Linked DNA regions of Homo sapiens: all the other regions are linked to region 5. The links are chromatin contacts, found by Hi-C or POLR2A ChIA-PET in ENCODE. All regions are on one chromosome and are shown on one strand. The core of a region is the stretch at or near the end of the contact, and the rest is flanking DNA. Distances in the headings are between cores, read along the strand shown. Region 1 holds the start of ANO6 (anoctamin 6). Region 2 has its middle 52 kb from the start of PCED1B-AS1. Region 3 holds the start of ASB8 (ankyrin repeat and SOCS box containing 8). Region 4 has its middle 41 kb from the start of LINC02416. Region 5 holds the start of SLC38A1 (solute carrier family 38 member 1). Region 6 holds the start of RAPGEF3 (Rap guanine nucleotide exchange factor 3).

Region 1 (4,056 bases), core at 111-2,610, 1.1 Mb before region 5:
ACTTAAGATTGGTCCCAATGTTTTCTTTCTTTCAGAGAGAACATTAAAAATGTTAGGAAACTGAGGTGCAAGGATTGCTGGAGGCCAGGAGTTCGAAACCAGCCTGGGCAACATAGTGAGACACCCATCTCTACAAAAAAATTTAAGAATAAGCCCCACATGGTGGTGTGCTCCGCTTGTAGTTCTAGTTACTGAACTCCCACCTCGGCAACAGAGCGAGACCGTCTTAAAAAAAGTATGTGGAAGAAAAAACATGCACAGTAGATTTAGTGTTATTGTGATAACCCTAGCACTTCAGTGGAAAAAATATAAACAATTTCAATGAGTAGACAATAACACATATAACCAAGATTTCAAATATACCTTCTAGCCCTTTTGAGAAGTCAAAATTGAACAACCTGAATGTACCAGCTTTTTTGAAAAAAGTTTTGTAGACACGCGATCCCCAAAACCTGCCGTTCAAACAACTCCAAGGGTCTTTAAAGTACTAAATCCCTTTGTATTTGTCCTATCGGTCCCTTTGGTTTCCAGGAAAGCATTAAAAATAAAAATAAAAACTCTCTGCCTTAATTTTATTTCACGACTTTCTTTTCTCTTATTATAGCTTTCCACATTGCTTTAGAAGAGTTTACATCTAACTCTAGTGGTCTTCGGCTTCTTCTCCCTCTTTGACACAGAGGACTAGTTTCAATTGTACAAATAGGCTGGACGCTTCAGCGATTATCTTCCGACCACTCCCTGTGTGCTCGCGCGGGCGGAGTAGGGGGCGCTTCTCCACTCTCCGCGACCTCAATGTATGCGGAAATCCTCCTGCCTTTGTGCACACGTTTATTTAGAAAATTCTCTCCACCCCCACTCCCGTCCGTCCCGCCCCTTCTTCTTTTGCTTATTCTCTGAGTTTTGCCTCTCCTCCCACCCCGACTCCACCGTAATCTTAACCTACCCGTACAGATTCCACTTTCCCACTTCGGAGCTAGAGTAATTTAAGATCCCCCCATTATTAGCTCCACGTCGCCTTTAAAAGCCATTCAAACGAGTTCGCCTTCCAGGGTTCTGCAGTTGTGCTGCAGCAGCATTTCCCTCCTCTCCAGTATCAGACGTTAAAACAAAGCAAGCCACAGTGTGTGTCCACAGACGACCTTGGAACGAAAAGCTGCCCTGTTTGGGATCAATGCTCAGGGAACCCAGTCCACTCCCGCACTCACGTGTTCCCGCCTTGCCCTCCAGCTAGTTCCCCCGCGCGCAGGATCGCACTACTCCCTCTGCAGTCTCGCCTGCCGACTTCCTTCTGCGCGCCTCGTAAAACCGGGGAAGTTCAATCATTCCGCAGCGAGCCGCGGCGGCCGCACTGGGCATGCTCAGTCTCCGGGCTCCGCTCGGCAGGCGAGAGGCGTCCTCCGGCTCTGGGCTCCGGTCGGTGGGTGCCTCGGCTCGGCTTTCCCCGGCGCTGGCTGGGCTCAGCGGCCCCTGAGCCCAAGCGACACACGCCCCGCGGTCCCCGATCCGGCCCCTGGGAGAGCCGCGCCGTTCTGGAACCCGGGAGCCCCCAACTTCGCGCCAAGTTCGGAGCCGCCTTCTGAGGGAGACATGAAAAAGATGAGCAGGAATGTTTTGCTACAAATGGAGGAGGAGGAGGACGACGACGATGGGGATATCGGTGAGCGAGGGGTCCCCGCGTCCCCACCCGAGAGCCCGAGCCGACGCGGGAAGAAGTTCGGGGACTGCGCGGGGGCGCTGTGCTCTCCGCGGGGGAGGTTGGCCGAGACGCTCGGCCGCTCCGGGCAGGGGAGGAAGCCCGCTGTCCCCGGCTGCTTGCAGACTGAGGCCCCGGTGCGGCCCCTGCGGGGCTGAGGCGCGGGGCGCGTGGTGGCCCCGAGGACAGGCTCCTGACGGGCGGGGGATGCTGCCCCTGAAAAGCCTGGCAGCTGCGGGGACGCCTCTGCGTGCGGAAGTCTCCACTCAGAAGCAACTTTGGGGTCACTTCCCCGACTCGCAGAGTGCTAGGGTTGCCCAGGAGCCTCGGCACTGGGGCGAGCCCCCTGGGCGGGGTCCGGGGAGCAGGCCCGCATTTGGAGGACAGGGTGTGACCCATCTGAATCCTCGTTAAAGTAAAAGCCGACCGACGGCTCTGGGAGGTTTGAGGCCTGGCGGGGCGGCCCCGGGAAGTGATTTGTGGCCGCTAGGCGCGCGCTGGAAACCCTTTCCCATCTGCGGAGCCCACCGGAGCTGTGATCGGAGGAGGAATTCCCCCAGGCAGGGAGGACCGCAGGGCCTTTTTCACTCGTCCTGAGGGGCCCTGGGGCTTGGGGAGCAAACCTGGGGTGACCCATTTCTAGTTAGAGTTAAAAATGCATGGAAGTGACAAGACGAACGGAGGGAGAGCTGTTTTAAGAGCAAAAAAAGAAAAAAAGGGCAAACAAAAGGGATGAGAGGAGGTGAGGAAGGGGAAAGGAATGAGAGGACTAGAGAGAAAATCAGGTCCCTAAAGAGAACACTGTCGGGGGATGATGATATAATGTGTCCCTCCAGAAGACTCTAATTAAATTACCAAGCCAGTCTGTTGTGGCGACTCGGCTTAGTCTCCTGGATGCCAAATCAATTTTAAAGCAGAACATCCTGCTGATGTTCTAAAGCCCTGTTGTTATCTAATAACTTTAAAAGTAACTTAATTTTAGGAGTTGGGTGTGGTTTTTATTTCTGTTACATTTTGGGCACGGAATATTTCGATCAAAAAAATTTGGTAACTTCTTGGTTGTCCAGGGACAAATCGAATAGAGGAGATTACACTCCATGATTTAGTTTCACATTTCATTCATTCATTTAAGAACAATTTACTAGTTATTCATCTTTAAGGAGAGAGCAAATAGTAGTAGTTTTTATAGGAGAGAAAACTGAAGCGCACAGGTTGGTCTGCCCAGCTTCTCACACTTTCAAACCCAGGTTTTCTGACTTGTAAAACCAGTGAAGATTAATGCTCTTACCACTGGGTCACTCTGGCTGTTACTACTGTTTAGCAAGATTAAGTAGTACCTGATGATTACATAAAAATATAGGAGTGAAATTTAAAAAGTTACAATAAAATTGACACAGTCTGTTTCCCAGGAAAGTATTATTGTCTTTTATGGTGAGCTGCACTGTTTATAATGAGTATTGTAAGTAAATAAGGGCAGAAGCTCAAATGGAAACTGAAGTAAGCAAGAGGCTCTGAGCTTTGTTTTACTGTGCCAGCAGTAGATCTCAGTTTAGAAAGTAATTTGGTCTAGTCTGTGTTTACCTATTGAGGCATCGTATAAATTCATCTTAAGCGTGTGGCAGTAAGCTCTTTTTATTTTTAATGACATGTCATTCATGCTAGTTTTGTCCAGTCAAACAGTGTAGATAGACTTAAGAAAAAGTTAAATATCTCTACTCCTCCCCACCCTCTAGAAACTACTAATACTAATACTTTAGTGTTAATATTAGTAGGGCATTTCCCACTATTCCTGTGGGGCCCTGGGGTCTCTACTGTAGGGGTCATCTCAACATATTTTACGTCAAGCAGCAGGTACCATTTAAACAGGTCTTGGCAATATTTTTTTCTTCTCAGTGAATGAAAAGATATGCTGATGTTCTAACACCCAGTATCTATGAATGTGATTTCTGTTTCTTTCTTTCTCTTTTTTTTTTTTTTTTTTTTTTGAGATAGGGTCTCGCTCTGTCGTTTAGGCTAGAGTGCAGTGATGTGGTCATGGCTTATTACAGCCTCGACCTACGGGGCTCAAGCGATCCTCCCACTTAAGCCTCCCAAGTAGCTGGGACTTTAGGCACCACCATATCCACCTAGTTGGTTGTTTTTTTGGAAGTACAAATTTAATGTGGGTTGTAGTGATTTTATATCAGAAAATACTTAACTATGCCAATGTTAAGTTTATGCCTTTACAAAAGAATAAGCCTTTTTAAAGATTACCAGGAGTAGGCTGATAGTGGTCCAAAGCCTTTTACAAAATAATTATTATTTCCAACTGTGGGAGAGGAGACTGGTGAAATGAAGATAATTTTAACCTCTGCCTTTAATTT
Region 2 (3,930 bases), core at 1,221-3,720, 1.0 Mb after region 5:
AAAAATTAGCTGGGCATGGTGGCACGTGCCTGTAATCCCAGCTACTTGGGAGGCTGATGCAGGAGAATCGCTTGAACCTGGGAGGTGGAGGTTGCAGTGAGCTGAGATTGCGCCATCGCACTCCAGCTTGGGCAACAAGAGTGAAACTCTGTCTCAAAAAAACAAAATATATATACTATATATATATATATATATAGACACGAGGTTATAGCTGAGACTTGATGCTTCTGGAGAGCGCAGTGTAGGGACAACCCTCCCCTGGTATATACGTTGAGCCCCTGAGTTATATAGAATCTGAGGCGCTCCTAGGGAGAAAAAATCTGAACCACATACATCTGAGGGGACTAGACATGTATGCTTGTGTTCAAATCATGCCAGGTGGTTCCAAAGCAGCCAGATTACAGGAAGAATGATGGGGATGACCATGGAAGAATTCTGCACGAGGGAGGAAGGTCTTGCCTTGGGAGCTAGGGATGACAGTGGTTTCAGGAATCATAAGGAAACAACTGGAAGTCAATCTTACTGACACTGAAGTACAGCAGGCCTTTACTTCCAACAGCAACATCATATGGTAGGATTCCAACTGCATGAGCAGACATTAATTTTGGTTAAAGCATCTGGCCATTGAGAATAATATTCTAGCTCAATGGCACCACTGTAGTCCTGTTAGGTGAGACAGAGTGCAGTTGGGAAGTAAGCAATAAGCAGGGCTGATCCATGGACACATGTGGGATCAACTGGCGAGTCCCAGAAATTGCTAAGGAGGGAAGCATTGTCTCACCAGCTCAGTCCACACACCCCTACCTTTAGGCCTTCTCTGTTACTATAGCATATTTAAAAAATCATAAATCCAGTTCCGAAAGAATTGATGAATAATGTTAAAGTCTCTGAAGGAGGGAGCCACAATAAATGGCACTCTTCTTGCTCACTTGCATCCTGAACAAGTTGAAGAAATAAAACAAAGGTAGAGCAAATGGGGATCACCTTTGTTACCGGCAGAGGCCAGGCTAGAAGACTAGGTTTTAGGTCTGGTGGTCAAGTGGGCTAAAATCAGACAGACTTGCCCATAGTCAGGCATTTGCTAGGCTAGAGCAGGCCTGCCCAGGCAAGACTTGCAATACAGAGAGATACTGTGCATTCTTGGAATGCCCACTCCTAATAGGAAGCAGCAAAGCTGACCCAACATGCTCAGCGATTCTTCCAAAATTACCATCCAATTACTCACTCCAGAGCCCTAGGGGTGGGATGAATAAAAGGGCTAAGGGAAACAAAACATGTGCTTGGAGAACTCCCTCGTTATAGAAACCAGGAGAGGAAAAAAGGTACGTCTCCTCTGTATTGATCAGGGTCCCATCAGGTTATTAAATAGAAGATATTAAATACGAAGAATTAATTATAAAGGTGTTAGAGGAGCTAAAATAGTCACTAGGGTAGATGAGGCATCCCAAAGATTAGCAAGTGGGAAGCCACCACCCACCCTTAAGACTGGAGAGACAAAGGAAGGATCTGGGGGTCCCTTGATAGACACTAGCATTATAACAGAAATATTCAGGCAAGAGCTGGAGCCACAGAGGAGGGCAGCTACTGCCAGATATGCCTCCCATGGCAGAAAAAGAGGACAAGAAATACTTTGGCTTCCCCTTTCCTCCCAACCTCCAATCTCCAACAGTACCTCTCGCTGGTTAAGTGAGGCTAAAACAGGTGGTCAAGAGAGCCTGGGTATCATAGCTTGCAACAGTCAGACATACAGAGCAGACACAAAGGATGGATCTGGAGGCAAACAGTCAAATAACCAGCACAACATTTAACCAGGCAGAGTTTTGTTGCAATTTTGTTTGTAGACGAAAGAGAAATTTACATATCATACACCCAAACCTTTCTAAATGTCTCATCACCACTTTTTGAAATTTCTCTCCTGCAGCAGCTGCTATGTCGTTTTGTTTGTTTGTTTTATTTTTTTGCGATGGAGTTTCACTCTTGTCGCCCAAGCTGGAGTGCAATGGCGCAATCTTGGCTCACTGCAACCTCTTCCTGTCTCAGCCTCCCAAGTAGCTGGGTTTACAGGCGCCCGCCGCCACGCCCAGCTAGTTTTTTTGTATTTTTAGTAGATACGGGGTTTCACCATGTTGGCCAGGCTGGTCTCGGACTGCTGATCTCAGGTGATCCACCTGCCTTGGCCTCGCAAAGTGCTGGGATTACAGTCATGAGCTACCGTGCCTGGCCAGCAGCTGCTATGTCTTGCTCCATCTTTCTTCCCCACCTCAGCTCTGTCTCCATTCCACTGGCTCTCTTCTGCTCCCACCATTCTCTGAATCCCCTCAACAAAAGCCTTGTCCAAAAGCCTGGGGAACTACAGTTTACTCCCTCCTCACCCTCTCTATCAACAATGACTCTCCTAGGGACTCCCTCGGTGACCACTCAGAGCTTTGAGATTAGGTAAACAGTGTTAATATGACCAACTTGGAACTTGCAGCTTAGTCAAGCCTGAGACAGTCAAGTTACCCAGATAAGGATAGACCATGCACCTACTTAAAATAACAGCATCAACAGGAGTTCTTCTGCTTCCCTTCCTGTTTCAAATTATAGCAATTGACCACTTAGTTACATTGGTTAATGCCCAAGACAAAAATGCAGCCCATCTCTTCCCCACCTGGCCTGCATATATGTTCATTTTGCATTTAGCAGAACTGAAAGGACTTCTTTCTGTTTTATTTTCTTGTAACCACAGAATTTAAATATCTACTGTTTTGTTTGTGGGCTCACAAAGAGGGTGAAAATCATTGCTATTTTATTTCAAACAAAATAAAAGATTACAGTCTTCCAATTAGAATAGGACTTAAAACATAGTAAGAATTTAAAAGCCATGTGCTGATTCATGGGAAAACATTAAGACACAGATGGGTTACACGATTTACTCAAGGTCATACCACTGAAGCAATGACTTTATTATCAGAACTATAAAGAACAACACAAATATTTACATGATTAATATTTTGTTGATAGTAATGGGGCTAGAATTAGAATATGGATTTTACGCTGCTCCAATCCCTGTCTGCTAACTCTGTTAGACTGTGTTTCCTACACACTGGAATTGCAGGATAGTTGCTGGATGTTCAGGCTGTGTGGTCGTGTAGGCATGGGTACAAATCCCAGCTCTGCCACCTGTTAGCTACGTGACCTTGGACCAGCCCCTTAACATCCCTTAGTTTTGTTTTTGGATCTAAAAAATGGGGTATGTACCTTCCGCACTAAGAGGGATAAGGGTTCAGTGAGATGATGTATGTTGTTGGGGAGGAAAAATTTTTCCTCTACTCTCTTCTTTTGCTGGGGGCGTGCAAATTAACCTAACAAAAGACAGACTAACAAAAGAGCAGACACAAAATTTTTATTAATATTTACATGCACAGGAGTTCACAAAAAAGGAGTGAAACTCAAAGAAGTGGTTAGACTCTGGTGATGGGTTGTTCTTCCCTTACTGGCACAGAGGAAACACCTTCACAAAGGCAAATTTGTGCCCTGCTTTTAGTCAGATAAGGGGAGAGGAAAGAACTCTTTCTGCATCTGTTGATTCTCAATTGCTTCCAGCTGAAAATAATCCTTACACTAAAGTGGCATATTTTGGGGTGGCATATTCTGATCCCCTTCCATGTAAAGTGCCTCAGCACCAGGTCTGATTAAAGTTAAGTGCTAAATAGCCCACTATCATTAGAAAAGTCTGTGTCCCCACCTTGTAGTAATAAAGCTCAGACACAACAGGATGTCATAGGAAGGGAATGAGGCATGTTTTTCTTTTCTCCAGTTTTTCTGCCTGGGCTTCCCTGCAAGTAAGATTATCTACATTTAAAACATATTTGATCGGCCAGGCGCGGTGGCTCACGCCTGTAATCCCAGCACTTTGGGAGGCCCAGGCGGGCAGATCACGAGGTCAGG
Region 3 (3,901 bases), core at 1,394-3,893, 1.9 Mb after region 5:
CAGAGGTTGCAGTGAGCTGAGGCTGCACTACTGTACTCCAATCTTGGCAACAGAGTGAGACTCCATCTCAAAAAAATAAATAAAATGAGTGAAAATTTTTAATAATTGGCTATTCATGGCAACTGAGAAATAGATTTGGTGAAATATATGTTGAAACCACAATAGGACAGAGTTCTAGGATGGAAGAAGAAAATAATGCAATATACTTCAATTCAACTTAAAAGGCTTGGCTGTATAAGAGACAAGAGTTAGGGACCATTTAAAATTACAGCCAATAAGGTAGAACACTTCTATGAAACAGTACATATCAAAAACAATAGGGAAAATATAATACACAGTATCAGCTCTCTAGGTGCAACTGCTTAGAAATCTGTGTTCTTATTATAAGCTCTTTGGGAATAACGATACTGATTTTTTCAATAGTACCTGAACACATGGTAGGTTCTTAACATCTGTTGAACCAATGTAAAGTTTATTACTTTAGATCCTAAGAAATTCAAGACTTGAAATAAATAAGCACATTACCCATATGAAATTGTTTTGGTCATTTAATAATATATAATGTTTTGGCGGGGCGCGATGGCTCACGCCTGTAATCCCAGCACTTTGGGAGGCCGAGATGGGCGGATCACTTGAGGTCAGCAGTTCGAGACTAGCCTGGCCAACATGGTGAAACCCCGTCTCTACTGAAAATACAAAAAAATTAGCCAGGCATGGTGGCATGCACCACCCCTGGTAGTCCCAGCCACTTGGGAGGCTGAGGCAGGAGAATCGCTTGAACCTGGGAGGTGGCGGTTGCAGTGAGCTGAGATCGCGCCACTGCACTCCAGCCTAGATGACAGAGTGAGACTCCATCTCAAAAAAAAAAAAAATATATATATATATATGTATATATAGTCTTTTGCTTTATTTTTTTTTTTTTGAGGCGGAGTCTCACTCTGTCATCTAGGCTGGAGTGCAGTGGTGCGATCTCAGCTCACTGCAACCTCAGCCTCCCAGGCTCAAGCAATTCACGTTCCTCAGCCTCCTGAGTAGCTGGGATTTACAGGTGTGCACCATCACGCCCAGCTAATTTTTGTATGTTTAGTAGAGACAGGGTTTCACCATGTTGGCCAAACTGGTCTCAAACTCCTGACCTCAGGTCATCCACCTGCTTTGGCCTCCCAGAGTGCTGGGATTACAGACATGAGCCACCATGCCCGGCCTATTTTTGCTTTTTGTGATTGTGTATCCCTTTATATATTATATACTATAAATTCTGATAGTTTCTATTTTGTGAATCAGTAGCCATTTATAGTAGATGTAAATTCCATTAAAAGAATGCAAGTAAAAATATTCATATGTATCGATAATTCAAATTAGGTATTTTTCTCCCGTTATCATGCACGGATAAGCTGACACACTTGTTTATATGTCTCTATGACATTTTCTAGATAGTTTAGATTTGGCATGTGTTTTAATCTCTCCAGTAGCCACTAAACTGCTCTGAGACAAGTATCTGTATCTTATAATTTTTTTGTTTCAAGGAAAAAAAAAGACAAGTGCATTTGAGTTGGTAATTCCAAGAATGGCAGCAGAAGACAGAGCATCTAAAGCAGGAGGCTTGGACCAAAGTGGTTCTGTTGCCTGTAATCCCAGCACTTTGGGAGGCCAAGGCAGGAGGAACTCTTGAACCTGGAAGTTCAAGACCAGCCTGAGCAACATGGCGAGACGACCCCAAAACCCAATCGTCTCTACAAAAAAATTCAAAAATTAAAATAAATAAATAAAGTCGTTTTGTTAACCATTTCTGGGCCATGATAATCGGATGAAACTAAATCCTGAACTAATTTCCCGGGCGCTCTTGGGCTCTGGGCTAAGAACTCCTGAGAGTATGGTCAGTGGTCTGCTGCTGCCTGGAAGCTCCCGGTAAAGGAATGAAACTTCAGGGCAGACAGCATTCACTTCAGGAATGGTCAAGGAAAGCTAAATTCGATCTCACTAGACAGCAGCCCGTGTAAGGTTTGATCCCCTTGGAAGGCCCTTTCCTCTGCTAGAGCTGAAAGCCCTGTCTCCCTCGTTTTCTTTTGCTACGGGATCCAGAGAAAACACCAAAGGGCACTTACTGAGAAGCTGAAAAAAAAAAAAAAAAAAAGCAAACTGGAAAAGAGAAGACACAACAGCTCTGATGCGAGGGAGGCCTCGGCCCCGCCCCCTCCCGCCCCGGGAGAACCTTGGCCGAGCCTGCAGCGCCCGTAATCCCCACCGCACCTGCTGCGGGAGGGCCCGCGGCAGCTGTCTCGCTGAGGCTAGGGGGCGGGGGGCAAGGGCACGAAACGCAAGGACGTGCGGTGTCACTTTCTGCACGGGCTCTAAACAGATCGCAGCAATCCCGGTAGGTCCGGTACTGAAAGAGAATCACGCAATTTGCGCTGGGGGGCCTCAGACGCGGACCAACCCCCTCTTCGATCTGCCTTCTAAGGCCCGGAAATAAGTCTCAGCCTCGAGAACTAGAGCACTTCGACCAGGGAGTAGAGGAAGCGTTATTGGGCGTGGTACCCTGGGTTAGGAAACCTGGCTGTAGACCCACTCCAAGGACCGCACTCACCGAATTGCTGGGCTGAGGTGGGGGTTGAAAGCCGCTGTCAAGGCGTGACCCGGAAGCAGAAGCTGTCGGGGGCAGGCCCTCTGTTTACCGGACTAGAAGACCAACTAAGATGGGCGCCTGCGCACTGATGAGTGTTCGTCAGCGGGGCGCGCCTGCGCAGACTTGTGCAGCAGCTTTCGCCCTCCAGAGGCCTAGTTAGGGGGTTACTTTCTCCTTTTACTCAGAGGCTTTGCGCGCAGGCTCAGTGCAGCGTTCTCGGCCACAGCCGCAGGGTTCGGGTCTTGGTCCTGCAGCGGGGATAAAAAAGCTCAGGAACCCTGAGTGTTGGGCCGATTCTATATGGTTGCACCTGCGTGGACCAGGCCAGCAGGGGTCCATCCACAATGGTTCAGTTGCTTAGGAGACTAAACTCTTAGTAGGAAGTGTCTTTGACAAAAATACTTACAGCATTATTCATAATGGTGGAACGAATCTATGCTCCTTAGAACCCTCCTGTACATGTCCACCCTCCTTCAAGTAAACCATATCAAAGACAAACTCAACCACCCAAGAGGTGTAGTATTCTAAATGTAGAGGAATAAATGACCTTTATAACTCTTATTAGGGTTAATGAAACTTCCCGCACAAAAACATGATGACACCTCTGAGTGACAGACTTTCTGTGCAAAGCATAAACATTTTGAAGTCAGCAGCACATGGTGGTGGTGCATGGAAGGAGTGAAGCAGCAGCCCATTTAGGCAGACTGCAAGAGTTGTGGTCTGCCCGGTAGCCTGTTTAACCAGAGTGCCCCACACCTACTCCCCAGAGCTTGTTCTAAGCAACCAAATCTAACCAATTAGAGATTTAAAGCAGGCCCAGACAGATCATGTACATCAGTAAGAGGATGGTAAACTGAAAGTTCATGACCTGGTCTGAGGAGTGGGCCTCCTTTGAGCTCCAGACTCAAAGGAATTTTGCCAGGTAGGAATATGCCCTCCACTTCCTGCCACTGCACCATGGTGAGATCGTCCATTTTTCAAAAGAAGCTGAAATACAGATTTTTTTTAAAAAGTGAATTTTTCCAAGTTGCAAATGTTGGCAATGTTTTTATTATTATTATTATTATTATTATTATTATCATCATCATTATTTATTTTTGAGATGTAGTTTCGCTCTTCTCACCCAGGCTGGAGTGCAATGGCGTGATCTCGGCTGGCTGCAACCTCAGCCTTCCGGGTTCAAGTGATTCTCCTGCCTCAGCCTCCTGAGTAACTGAGACTACAGTCACCTGCCACCACACCTGGCTAATTTTTTTTTTGTATTTTTATTAGAGA
Region 4 (4,051 bases), core at 1,017-3,516, 1.0 Mb after region 5:
AAAATGGAAATACAATATACCAAAATCTATGGGATACAGCAAAAGCAGTAGTAAGAGGGAAATTTATAGCAATAAATGCCTATATCAAAAAGCAGAAAGAAATATAAAATTAAATATAAATAATTTTTATTCAAAAAAGTAGAAATACTTCAAATAAACATAAAGGAATTAGGAAAGCAAAAACAAAACAGACCCAAAATACACAGAAGGAAAGTAAAAAAGATCAGAGCAGAAATAAATGAACTTGAGACTAAAAAATACAGAATATCAAAGAAATAAAAAGTTGGTTTTTGGAAAAGATAAACAAAATCACAGTTTTAGTGGGTCAGGAATCAGGGCATGGCTTGACTGTGTCCTCCACTTCAGGGTCTCACAAGGATGCAATCAAGGTGTCAGCTGAGGTTAGACTGAGCAAGGATCCACTTCCAAGCTCAGGTAGTAGTTAACAAGATTCAGTAACTCATGGGATATTGGACTGAGGGCCTCAGTCTCTTGCTGGATATTGGTCTTGGACTGCCCTCTGCTCCTTGCCATGGGGCTTTCTCAACATGACCTTTGCTTTCTTAAAGTAAGCAAGAGGCCATGTGTGGTGGCTCATGCCTGTAATTCCAAAACTTTGGGAGGACAAAGTGAGAGGATCACTTGAGCCCAGGAGTTTGATACCAGCCTAAGTAACATAATGAGACTCTACAAAAAATAGAAAAAAATAGCCAGGGGCACACACCTGTGGTCCCAGCTACTTGGGAGGCTGAGGTGGAAGAATTGCTTGGGCCCAAGGGGTCAAGACTACAGTGAGCTGTGATCATGCCACTGCACTCCAGCCTGGACAAGAGATCAAGACCATCTCCCTCCCACTACCCAGAAAAGCTAGCAAGAGTGAGCATCTCCAAGCAAGATGGGGTACAATTTTATGTTGCACAATCGTATCCCATCAGCTTTGCCATATTCTACTGGTTAGAAGCAATTAACAAGTCTCACCCACACTCAAGGGGAGGGGATTTACACAAGACATGAATAGCATAAGGTGGGTGTATTAGTCTGTTCTTACACGGCTGTAAAGGATTGCCTAAGACTGGGAAATTTGTAAAGAAAAGATGTTTAATTGGCTCACAGTGCCACGGGCTGTACAAGAAGCAAGGCTGAAGAAGCTTCAGGAAACTTTCAATCATGGCAGAAGGTGAAGGGGAAACTGGCAAGTCTTACATGACAGGAGCAGGACAAAGAGAGAGCGGGGAGGTGCCACACAGTTTTAAACAACCAAATCTTGCAAGAAATCACTCACTATCATGAGAACAGCAAGGGGGTAATCCACCCCCACGATCCAATCACCTCCCACCTGGCCCCTTCTCCAACACTGAGGATTACAATTCAAGATGAGATTTGGGCAGGCCACAGACCCAAATCATACCAGTGGGCATCATGGGGGCCCTCTTAGACTCTGCTGCATGTTTCATTTCACGATTATTTAATATAATTTTTCATATAATAATTTGTCATATAAAGGAGGCAGATATTTAAAAATTGATCTGCTCAGGGTGTCAGATGCACTAGGTACACCACTGCCCTTTATCCTACTTAATTTTTGTCATAATACTTGCCTGATTTATTGTATATTTTCATTATTTTATATAACATTTAATATATTTATATATTTTATTAATATATAATGAACAATAAAAGTTTATTAATATATGTTCATATTTCATAGTCTATATTATTTAACATTTATTATATATTTTATGTGTTATTCACCTTGTATGTTTATTTGTTCATTGTCATCTCCGCCTTATAACCTCCTTAAGGGCAGGACTTTTTCTGGTGTGTTCACTATATTCAGCACCTAGAGCATTGGCTGGCACATTAGAAGAACTCAATAAATATTTGATGGCTAACTATGTGTAATGTTCAGAAGTGTTAATATAGGAGACTAGATTGTAAACTCCCCACGTATTTTAAAATCTCATAGATTTTTAAATTAGGTTTTATATGAACCACCCTCTAGCCTTTTAGTTTTCCCCTAGCTTTACCTCCTCATTTCTAAATTTGTTTGTATTTCTAACCCTGTACTTTGTCAATGTGATACTAAAATAGCTGAATATAAAGTGAGATTTTGGTAAATGACCCATGATTTTTTTTTTAGTAATACCAAATGACAGTCCATCATAGCCAGTCTGTCTTCTGGCAGCCCTGATTTCTGAACTTTGCACATATTGGAGATTATTTTGCTTCTTTCTACCTACAGAACATGTAGGGGCCTGGGGATGTGGCAAGAATCTCACACCTCTTGGAAAGAGGAAGTGAAATTGGCCTTTTGCAACTTCATTTTAATAAAGGGCCTGAGTTAAAGTCTAATCCCAGCCGGCTGAGCCAGTGATAATGTAAGAGTGTGTGTGTGTGTGTGTGTGTGACCATTTTCCTTGGAGAATCCTGCTTCTTAGACTATAATCCTAGATATTATAAATGAATAAATAAATAAAGAACCATGAAACTCTGGTTGGCAGCGCAGGTTAATGATCTGATTGTGGCAAGAGAGGACCTTGAGTCTTATCAATTTTGTATGTTTGTACTGGGGGAGCTTGTAGGGAGGATAGGGTTGCAGCAAGTACTTGTGGAATATTGATGGATATTCAAGGCAAATATAGACCCAGGAATTATGAAGTAAGCACTTACAGGAATCCAAAAGCCCATAAATTAATGGACATCTCCAAAGCATTGTAATACCTTGATAGTATAAGAATCGTGCTCTCTAATAACTTAAAACATGGCCTTATTTTTGAAATCAAAACCTTCAGCATAAACACATGTCCCTTTTGTGCTTACATACCTTATGGCTGCCATTAGCTACAGCTCTTTATACATGGGGCACTGTATATTATTATTAAAACCATCCAGCAAAAAATGATCTCCTGTTGCAACTTTGAATGTACTTAGTGAAATAACTTTCCAGACCTCATAGAGCATTTGGAAATATTTTCCTTATATACAGAACTCTAACTACTAAGTACCATTCTTTCCCAAGGTCTTCAGAGTTCTTTTTTCTTTTCTTTTCTTTCTTCCTTTTTTTTTTTCTTTTTTGAGACAAGGTCTTGCTGCATCACCCAGGCTGGAGGGCAGTGGCATGACCATGACTCACTGCAGCCTCAACCTCCCAGGCTCAAGCAATCCTCCTGCCTTAGGCCTCCCAAGTAGCTGGGACTACAGGCGCATGCCACCACGCCTGGCTAGCTTTTTAATTTTTTTGTAGAGATGGTGTCTCACTATGTTACCCAGGCGGACAGAGTTCTTATTTCTAGGAATAATAACATGAATATTTACTCATTCATTAAAAGAGAAAGGTTTTACGCTTAATACTTTCGTTGTTCTGTTTTTTCTTAAGGTCAGCACCAGAGCTACTTAATAAATAATTGTGCTGTCCTGAAACCACTTTGGGGTAACTCAGCAGAGAACCCAGGCTGCCAACCCAGGGCAATATGAGTACAGTTCCTTCAGGCTGGGAGGGATCCTGGGCTTGTGGCCACCCTAGGGGCTGCATATTGTTGACTCAGGGAGAGCCATGCCTGCCTAAGGGTAGAAAGGGAAAGCCTGTAGCAAGCAGGAAGAGTTGATAGGTACTAAGATGGAGAACATTCATAATATAAAACCATTGTAACCACTTTTAAGTGCACAATTCAGTGACATTAAGTACATTCAAAATGTATGCAACCATTACCACTATCCATTTCCGGGACTCTTCCATCATTCCAAACTCCGTGCTCATTATACAGTAACTTTCCATTCACCCTGTCCCTCAGTCCCCGGTAACCTCTATCAAACTTTCTATCTCTATGAACTTGTCTATTCTAGGTACCCCATATAAGTGGAACCATATATTTGTCCCTTCTTGCCTGGCTTATTTCACTTAGCATGATGTTTTCAAGGTTCATCCATGTTATAGCACATGTCTGACTATTCATCATTTTAAAAATTCATCATTTTTAAGGATGAATATTTACATGACATTTTGTTTATCCATTCATCTGTCAAAGAGCAGTGAGGTTGTTTCCCATCTTTT
Region 5 (3,983 bases), core at 1,484-3,983:
TGGCCTTAATTCATGAAGCATCATAAAAAATATACATAAACAACATACATATAGGTTTAAAGCTCCAAAACACCTTTAAAATCTATTCATCTATCTGTTCAATTATATTACAGTCAAAGAAGAGTGCAATAAGTACTTGCTGTTCCTTCTTCCTGTTCCTTCCGCTGGCCTTCTTCCCTCAATTATGGAAATAGCTGATCCCTTTTCATCATTCGGGTCTGAGGACAAATGTTATACCCTCACACCGCCCCTCCCGGTGAGTCACTCTATTTCAAGCATCCTCCCCCATCACATGATCCTGTTTTATTTCTTCATTGCACTAAGAATACCTGAAATGTATATGCCTACATTTATATAGTCTATTTCCCCCTGAGAACGGAAGCTTCATAGAAGGTGAAACAAATCTTGTTAGTTGCTGCCAGTCGCACAGTAAGCCCTCTGTAGAAAATGTTTATTGGCCACATTTTTTTAAAAAGCGAATAAACCTCAAGATTAAGACCTCAAACCAAACTATTCCAGTTTCCAATTGCTTACAGCGACATACTGAGAAATCGAGTGACTCTCAAGAGAAAGGCCATTTTGAGGCTGGGGTCGAACCAAAATCCAGGGGGTCCACACCAGGTCAGTACCCCGGAATTGGCTGTTTTGCAAGATTTCGGGAGTACCAAATTGGCATGAGACATTTGACAACGAGGCCAGCCATGCACCGAGCTCAGGTTTTATTTCCGTTGTCCTTCTGACGTCAGAAAAAGCACGAGTTGCTGCACAGTTTCTTTTATCAAGGTGACAAATTACACCCTCGCTGGGCCCTGCATTCTGCAAACCATAAATTTATTTTCCTCCTCCCCCTTATATTGAAAAATGTAAAAACCCACTGCAGAGAGGTCAAAACCCCTTCCAAACGCAAATAAATACCGTTTTCTAGCAGAGGCGTCTTTTTTCACTTTTGCTACACACATCACCGCGGATTCGTCCGAGAAAGTACGTGATCCTGGCGGCAGTTAGGTTTCTAACAGAGAACGAGGGTTTGTACAAACCCCGGGTCCGCGCCGCAGAGCAAGACAAAGGACTCTGAATTGTAGCACCACCTTCCCCAGCCCAAGGCAGCCTGTGAAAGGCACTGGGAGCGGCGTGACGCGGGTACCGCGAAATTCCTTTTGCTGCCATATGCACTTGTGCCTTCTCTAACTACAGTTCAGCACAAACCTCAGGCGGGCGATTTGGCAGGCAAACGGTGCCCAGGCAGCCGGGTAACCTACTGGGTCCCAGTGGGTGCTGGGGAGCCCCATGCGCCAGGAGGTGGATAATTTAGGGGGCAAGGGGCTCGCACAAGGGCGAAGATGCGCTCTCCTCCCGGCACCGACCCACGCGTTTAAAGGCCTCTGCGGCAACGTTTAGGGACGCGAACTAGGTGCCGGGGGTTGGGGAGGAGGTGGGACTGGAAGCGAGAGCAGTCTGCGCCCAAGACCGCGCAAGAGGTGGCCTTTTGTTCGCTGGCTCCAGCACATCCCGGCTCTCGAAAAAACACTACCTCTGTCCCCTGCCACCCTCTGCATTTTAGAAAATCCTCTTCAGGGCAGGAAAGGACAGTGAGTCACTGCAAGCATCCTTTAGTAATTTCTCCCCGCGCCCTCCTACTTCCCCGCGTTACAGAGGGGCAGAGCACCAGGAAGGACGGCAAACATGCCCCGGTTTAGTGGTGGTCCGCGGCCGCTACCCAGCCGGCCGCACGCAGCACCCCCCGGACATCACACGATCTCCTCTGGGCCTTGCGGACACAGGAAATTTTCACCAAAGGCCGGGGATTCAAACACTCCCAGAACACGGTCGCGCCCTCGGGTCAGCTGCGCTCTCCCTCCAGACGTGCGTGGTTCCTGGCTCTCGTAAAAATGGAACCAGATCTGGTACCACACTCTGCCACAGCCACAGGAAAACACACCAAAGTCACAGGAAAACAAACCAAAAAGTAAGCCACAGCCCACGCAAAGGTGAACTCGGGGGCCCTGGCGCTTCCTCCCGCTGCCGCGTGCGTTCGGGAAGCACAGGAGACCTGGACTTTTCCTCTCCTAAAAGCAACATCCGAAAGCATCGGGCACAGCCGAGCTCTCTCTGCTTTCACGCCCGCAGAGATGATTTCTACGTTACCTCCTCCTCCGACATCTAAATCTCCCCTTGCCGCTCGCCCAGCCCTCCCCGGGAACGGATAATCACCTTACCTCCGGAAATAAAGGGAAAGGTGGCAAAAGGCGATGTGGAGGTGTCCGCCCTTCCGGGGTTTTTACCCTCGGCAGTTTGATGTCCTTTGTGTCAAGGTCTGGCTGCGGAGGCCGGGAAAATGTGGCCCCCGTCAGTAAGGGTTGGGCAGGGAGCTTGGCGTGGCCTGGCGGATTTCGGAGGAAGGTGAAGGGCGGAGGCTCCTGGCGACCTTCTGGCGGAGTGGCGTGGCCGCCCCAGTCCGCGCTCGCCTGGCTCTCCTCCTTTCCGGGCCGATTGCATCAGAATCTCCCCTCACCACCAACCCCCACTCACACTCTGCTCGCCGGCCTCGCACTTACATCGACATGCACCGGCGCTGAGGGTCACGAATCGGAGTCATTCTCCTACTGGGGGACGCGTGGCCCTTCCGCAACCATGGCTTGTGATGGTTTAACGCGGACAGGCCATTCCTCCCCGTCCCGCGCGCGGTCTCCTCCCCTCCTGTGCGCCCGCTCTTTAACCAAAGCTGCGTGTCAGTGAGCCGTGCCGGTCACATGGTGTCACTGCTGGCGGCCGCACCTTGCTGCCTCCCTCTTGCAGCTCTCTGACGATGCAGCGACCGCGGCTGGCGGAGATTGAGCAACGGGGAAAGGGTGAGGGAGGGGTTGCGGGGCGCGCGTGTGCCCGGCGCACTGAAGCTGGCACCGGGAGCAGAGGCTGCGCGCCGCCCTGGCACCTGCCCCTCTCCCTCCCGGGGCCCGGCGGCGTGTTCGGAACCCAGCTGCGGCTGCAGCTGGAGAATGAGAGCCCTTAGGGATGGGGGTGGGGCGGCTAAAGGGGCACCGGCGGAGGACAGGAGGGCTGTGCGTTCCGCTGGGGCCTGCATTTTGGGTACGCCAGAGCCCCGCCGGGGCCGAAGGAGCGAGGGAGTTGCATTGTGGGAAGGGCGCAGCATGAGGATGGCCGCGGGAGTGGCAGGTCCGAGCGCAGCCCGGAGAGCCGCGGGCAGCGCCTGGGACTACGGGCAGCGTTGGAGCGGAGGGCTGGCCCTGGGCACAGCCTGCAGATGGCCCGGGTTGGCGGGAAGGGGACCGAAGTGGCAGGGGCGGCGGGGAGCTCGGGCACCTTTAAAAACCCTTTGTCCCTAACCTGAAGCGGGAGGCACCTCCCCTCTTCCGGATCCAGCACCCGCAGACCTGGTCAGCCCTTCCTGAGATCTGCCCTGTGGAGCTCTGCTTTGGGGACTGGGTGTGAGGTGAACCAGAAGGATTTGCTGAGCACCGAGAAAGCACCGGCCTAGGCGCAAAGAGCCGGGGGCCAGCTCTTGGAGGGCCTGGAGACCCCACGTGGTCCCGACCGAAGGACCTGGTGCGTCCAGGTTAACGGAGCTGGGGCGCTCCAAGTCCGGGGGACGAGGGAGCGGCATGGAGGGGAGCAGGGGCAACTGGGCCTGGTTCCCTTTTTTCCCGCTTACTCTTTGTTTCAGACACAGCCCCCTTTCACTGGCTGGGCACTTGCTTGCAGAGGAGTTGTGTCTTAAAATGGCGACAGGAAATCCCACCTGCGCCTCAGCCAATTAGACTGTCATAGCGCGAATTTGCAGGGTGGAAACGCGAGCTTTTTATTGATAGGGAAGGTTCAGTCTCCTGTTCATGGTTCATCAAAACAGGAAAGGGAAGGTGAATCATAATTCAAAAATTAACTACCTGGAGCGTTTCAAGTAGACAGTAGTCATTGTATTTGGGTGAATTTTGCTTTTTCATCACCACTGGAAAAGCAAGATGATA
Region 6 (4,003 bases), core at 1,230-3,729, 1.5 Mb after region 5:
TAGCTACAGCCAGTGACCCGGAGAGCGGAGAGCCGGAGAGCCAGAGGGGTAGCGGAGGAGGACCCAGGCTCATGATAAGGAAGACCCTAGTAGAGAACAGCTCTACCAGGACTGACATGTGGACTCTCCTCTCAATTCTGATTGCAAAGAGGAGCCCCTCATCTTGGTAGGTCTCAGTTTTTTCAACTCAGCCTCACTGTAAATGGCAGTTGGGCAAGGTAGGGGGAAGGAGGGAGAGGGTGGTGGTTATTCCACTCAAAAGGACTTGCCAATAAGAAGTGAACTCTCGGCTAGGCGCAATGGCTCATGCTTGTAATCCCAGTGCTTTGGGAGGGCGAGGTGGGCAGATCACGAGGTCAAGCGATCAAGACCATCCTGGCCAATATGGTGAAACCCCATCTCTACTAAAAATACAAAAATTAGCTGGGCGTGGTGGCGCACACCTGTAGCCCCAGCTACTCAGGAAGCTGAGGCAGGAGAATCACTTGAACCTGGGAGGCAGAGGCTGTAGTGAGCCAAGATTGCTTCACTGCACTCCAGCCTGGTGACAGAGGAAGACTCTGGTTAAAAAAAAAAAAAAGAAAGAAAAGAAAAAAGAAATGAACTCTCCCGGCCAAGCGCAGTGGGTCACGCCTGTAATACCAGCACTTTGGGAGGCCAAGGCAGGTGGATTGCTTGGGCCTAGGAGTTCAAGACCTACCTAGGCAACATAGCGAAACCTGGGTGGACACACGCAGTGGAGACATAACTGAATCTCAAGCTAAGCTACTCTATTTAGTCTGGATGGTTGGGGATAGCTTCTCTGCTGATTTGGATAGTACAGCCATTATCTTGCCTCCCAAATCCCACCATTCTTTCCCCTCCCTGCTCTCTCCTTCATTCTTTCAGGTCCAGAGATGTTTCTCACTAGCAAAGGGCACTTTGGTGATCTCAGATTCTCCAAATGTCTCAGAATCCTTCCCTGAGCCCCCCAAAGGCAGGTACCAAGCAGTGTCCACATGATCACCTCACCCTAAGACCAAAACGCAGAATTAGCACAGTTCAGTAACTCACTAAAGGAGAATGTTGCCACGGTGATGCACCCAGAACTGTAACCAAGCTTACCTCACTCCAACCCATTGACCCGGCCCCCATACCTCCCACCTCCACCTGGAAAGAACACACAAGTACCTAACTCAATGCCGGCTCACTGAGGTGACAGATAAACAACAAATCCCTTTCCCCTTCCCCCCATGCCCAAACAGAGACATTTGGGCAGAACACACACACAGACACACACACGTTGCAGCTGTGTGAGCCACCCACGCACACTGCAGACAAGCTTCCTGACCCAGTGTCCACGGCAGCTGTACCACTGTACACCCCCAGAGCAAGCTGGGCCACCAGCAGCATGCCAAGCCATGATCTAGGCCCCCCTCTAGCTCTGGTACTGGCCCTGGCACCTGGGCAGGTGAAAGGTACTCACCCAGCGCAGCCCCTGGATGCAGCTCGGACGCTGGTGCTCCAGCAGCAGCTGGTAGGAGCAGCTTCGGGGCCGGTGCATCCTTCTCAACACCATGTTGAGTAGTGTCCCCTCCGGCACCACGTCAGGGAGGGCTCCCACCCGCGGTGCTCCCAGAGCTGGGCTATCCTCCACAGCCAGGCCCACCTGCCAGCAGCTCTCACCTGGCCAGCCCACCTGTGACACGGGGAGGAAAGTGGACAGCCATGGGACACGACTGGGGCGGCTGGGCCACAGTACAACTGCCCCAGGCAGAACTACTTCCTTAGAGTCCTCTGGACTGGTCAGGCGGAGGTGCTGCAACCCTGCCAGGAGCTGGGGGGAGGAACAGGAAGACCTTCACTGGGGCCTGCCGGTCTGGCGCACTTAGGGGTCTCCAGCTGGCTCTTGGAAAAGATCAGGCCCTTCTTAGTCCTCTTTGGAATTCTGTCCCATCTCACTGCCCATGCCCCTGCAGGGATCTCCACTACCTCCCAGTATGAAGCTATAGATTCACTAGGTCTCCCAGAAATGCAGCTTCGGCTTAAACCCTTCTCCTCTCCTCCTCAGCCCTGACTAACCCTCCCTCTCCCACCCAAACTCCCCACCGTGTCAGCTTCCTCTCCCGCCCTCTCCTGCTCCTCCTCAACCCTGACCCCACCTTACCCACCTTCATGTTTCTTTTCAAGCTCGCACAGCCGTGCAGGCTCTAGCAAAAGGCTGGGGGGTCCCCAGCGACCCCCATCAGCTTTGATAAGGGGATCCGGAGGGTGCCAGTGGGTAAGTCCAGGTACAGTGAACTGGGCCAGTGCCTAGCTGGACTGGCTGCCAGGGCAGCAGGATGCAGGGCTCGGTGGAGAGGCTCCTCTTGGGTGAGTAGAGGGGTGGGGGCGTGGTGGGGGGACGCCACCCAGCCACCGGCGACAGGGAGCCCCGAGCCTGCGCCTTCGTCTCAGACGAAGGAGCCAGCTGGCACCGGGCGCTGAAGCAAGGCTGCGCTGGCACCGGTCCGGGCGGGAGCTGTCACACCCCCTGCGCTGCCCGCCCCCTTCCCCTCCCCAGGACTGGCGGAGGGGGCGGGGTGGAGGCGCCCTGCCTTACGGTAGAGGAATGCGTAGGGGAAGGGGGCCGGCACTGGCAGGCTTTGGAGTCCGCACCCGGGGGTACCAGAGTGGACATCCGCCTGAGCCCAGAGTATCCCCAGGGGGCAGGAGCGGCCCCGAAGTGTGTGGAGGAGGCCGCAACGGCCGGGGTGTCAGGGATCCGGCGGTGAGTGGCTGCACTGGCCGCCACGTGGCCGGGAGGAGAAATGCAAACAAGGAAACCGGGGAGAGCGGGGAGGGGGTGAGTCACTGCGGCCTCACCCGGGAGGGAAATCCGGGCTGGGGCCGCTTCCCGGCTGGGGGTGTCTGCCTCCTGTTTCGGTTCAGGGTCTCCAGCCGCCCGGGGGAGGGAATAGGCGGCTTTCCCGCGGGGAATCCCGCTGCCTTGCCTCCCACAGTTCCGTTCCCAGACCCACGCCCCACTGCCCCCTGCCCCAGCACACACACACCGGGAGCAGTTGAGGAAACTGAGGCTGGAGAGGAAGGACTGCTCTCCAGAACGGGTAGGGGCCCTAAGAGGAGATTGGGGTTGTGGCAGAGCTTCCAGGGGAGCAGAAGGTGTTCGAGTACCACGCCCCCTACCGCGCGCTCCCTGGTGGCCGGGTAGGTTGAGGCGGAGACCGGGCATTCCAGCGCCCTGCTAGGCAGGCTTGCTACCGAGGCTCCACGCCTCCCTGGGCCTCAGTTTCCACCACTGTGCAAATGGCCCAGCGCGGGCCTCTTCGCCCCACTCCTGAGAGGGTGGAGAGACAGTGGCCGGGGACAGCGACCCGTAATTCAGGACGATAATGAGGGTTTGGAAGGAGGTGAACGCCCCACCCCCAGCTTTTTAGGACTTTTTGCCCCTTCTCTTCCCTTTTCCCTTTGCTGTTGAGCCAGCCCAGACTGGGAAGAAGTATCTCTAAAAAGCCTATACCCCAATTTTGGGATGCCAAGCCCGCATCCTCCACCATGATTATTTTCTTGAAAGTGAGGAGAAGACTGGGAAGAGGTAGCTCTAAGAAGCCTATACTCCCAATTTTGGGATGCCAAGCCCCCATCCTCCACCAATTATTATTTTCTTGAAAGTGGGGAGAGAAATTTTAATTGTGATTAAAATCCCATTTTTAATGTATACATGTATAAAAAATGTTTCCCAGAAGCTTACTAAAATGCAGGCTCCGTCCCCAGCAATTCATATTCAATCCTATTGGCATGAAATGGAAAATCTGTATTTGGAACAAACACCCCAGGTCATCTGCTGTGTCCACACATTAAGAAACGCTGGTGGAGTTTTAAATGCCTCTCCGGGGAAGGAGGAAAGCCTGAGAATGAATCTGACCTCAGACCCAAATCCATTCAACGGAGTTCTGGTAATTTGGAAGAAGGAAGAGCAACCTGGAAACTGACAGGAAAGGATGACAAGTTGGGAGTCACAGGT

Evidence for each region. Hi-C counts contacts between places; a loop is a spot of excess contacts on that map. ChIA-PET counts read pairs that join two places held with the same protein, here RNA polymerase II (POLR2A). Pooled maps may share reads with other maps.
Region 1: a map of OCI-LY7 shows a loop between it and region 5 (8-fold over the local background). The contact joins the promoter of ANO6 here to the promoter of SLC38A1 in region 5. A Hi-C loop is called at or near these places in 3 of 168 maps with a recorded cell type or tissue (K562, OCI-LY7 and naive thymus-derived CD4-positive, alpha-beta T cell), 2 of 37 single-sample maps with no recorded cell type and 12 of 50 pooled maps. POLR2A ChIA-PET finds 5 or more read pairs at or near these places in 1 of 52 experiments (CD4-positive, alpha-beta T cell).
Region 2: a map of PC-9 shows a loop between it and region 5 (5-fold over the local background). The contact joins the enhancer-like site here to the promoter of SLC38A1 in region 5. A Hi-C loop is called at or near these places in 1 of 168 maps with a recorded cell type or tissue (PC-9) and 5 of 50 pooled maps. POLR2A ChIA-PET finds 5 or more read pairs at or near these places in 2 of 52 experiments (CD4-positive, alpha-beta T cell and activated naive CD4-positive, alpha-beta T cell).
Region 3: a loop to region 5 is called in a map of gastrocnemius medialis, with 6 times the contacts of the local background. The contact joins the promoter of ASB8 here to the promoter of SLC38A1 in region 5. A Hi-C loop is called at or near these places in 1 of 168 maps with a recorded cell type or tissue (gastrocnemius medialis) and 4 of 50 pooled maps. POLR2A ChIA-PET finds 5 or more read pairs at or near these places in 1 of 52 experiments (HEK293T).
Region 4: a pooled map shows a loop between it and region 5 (3-fold over the local background). The contact joins the enhancer-like site here to the promoter of SLC38A1 in region 5. A Hi-C loop is called at or near these places in 1 of 37 single-sample maps with no recorded cell type and 2 of 50 pooled maps. POLR2A ChIA-PET finds 5 or more read pairs at or near these places in 3 of 52 experiments (activated CD4-positive, alpha-beta T cell and activated CD8-positive, alpha-beta T cell).
Region 6: a pooled map shows a loop between it and region 5 (5-fold over the local background). The contact joins the promoter of RAPGEF3 here to the promoter of SLC38A1 in region 5. A Hi-C loop is called at or near these places in 1 of 37 single-sample maps with no recorded cell type and 7 of 50 pooled maps. POLR2A ChIA-PET finds 5 or more read pairs at or near these places in 1 of 52 experiments (PC-9).

Annotation. Positions count from the first base shown.
Region 1 is chr12:45,214,735-45,218,790 of GRCh38, forward strand. ANO6 (anoctamin 6) reads left to right here and starts at 1,361. Exons shown (of 20, transcript NM_001025356.3): 1 at 1,361-1,657. The coding sequence starts at 1,588. It also overlaps the pseudogene PLEKHA8P1. RefSeq lists enhancers at 1,127-1,226, 2,237-2,366 and a silencer at 1,687-1,996.
Region 2 is chr12:47,266,606-47,270,535 of GRCh38, forward strand. No RefSeq gene overlaps it. Among named protein-coding and RNA genes, the nearest start is that of PCED1B-AS1, 52 kb to the left of the region's middle. RefSeq lists an enhancer at 1,801-1,850. Within about 2 kb of position 2,471, at least 3 of the 41 ENCODE cell types and tissues checked have a DNase peak (open chromatin) inside an H3K27ac peak, as active enhancers do.
Region 3 is chr12:48,154,872-48,158,772 of GRCh38, forward strand. ASB8 (ankyrin repeat and SOCS box containing 8) reads right to left here and starts at 2,644. Exons shown (of 4, transcript NM_024095.5): 1 at 2,588-2,644. RefSeq lists enhancers at 2,428-2,950, 2,455-2,504, 2,525-2,574, 2,605-2,824.
Region 4 is chr12:47,310,670-47,314,720 of GRCh38, forward strand. No RefSeq gene overlaps it. Among named protein-coding and RNA genes, the nearest start is that of LINC02416, 41 kb to the right of the region's middle. RefSeq lists an enhancer at 2,150-2,199. Within about 2 kb of position 2,267, at least 3 of the 41 ENCODE cell types and tissues checked have a DNase peak (open chromatin) inside an H3K27ac peak, as active enhancers do.
Region 5 is chr12:46,266,310-46,270,292 of GRCh38, forward strand. SLC38A1 (solute carrier family 38 member 1) reads right to left here and starts at 2,734. Exons shown (of 17, transcript NM_030674.4): 1 at 2,217-2,734. It overlaps LOC105378248 (a long non-coding RNA gene), which reads left to right and starts at 2,762. Exons shown (of 2, transcript XR_001749101.1): 1 at 2,762-2,849. RefSeq lists enhancers at 225-1,208, 2,134-2,193, 2,192-3,174, 2,314-2,363, 2,414-2,513 and silencers at 2,924-3,103, 3,184-3,283.
Region 6 is chr12:47,756,401-47,760,403 of GRCh38, forward strand. It overlaps RAPGEF3 (Rap guanine nucleotide exchange factor 3), which reads right to left and starts at 2,480. Exons shown (of 28, transcript NM_001098531.4): 1 at 2,151-2,480; 2 at 1,466-1,678. The coding sequence starts at 2,156. It also overlaps a transcript of SLC48A1 not described here. RefSeq lists enhancers at 1,691-2,359, 2,360-3,028 and a silencer at 2,300-2,649.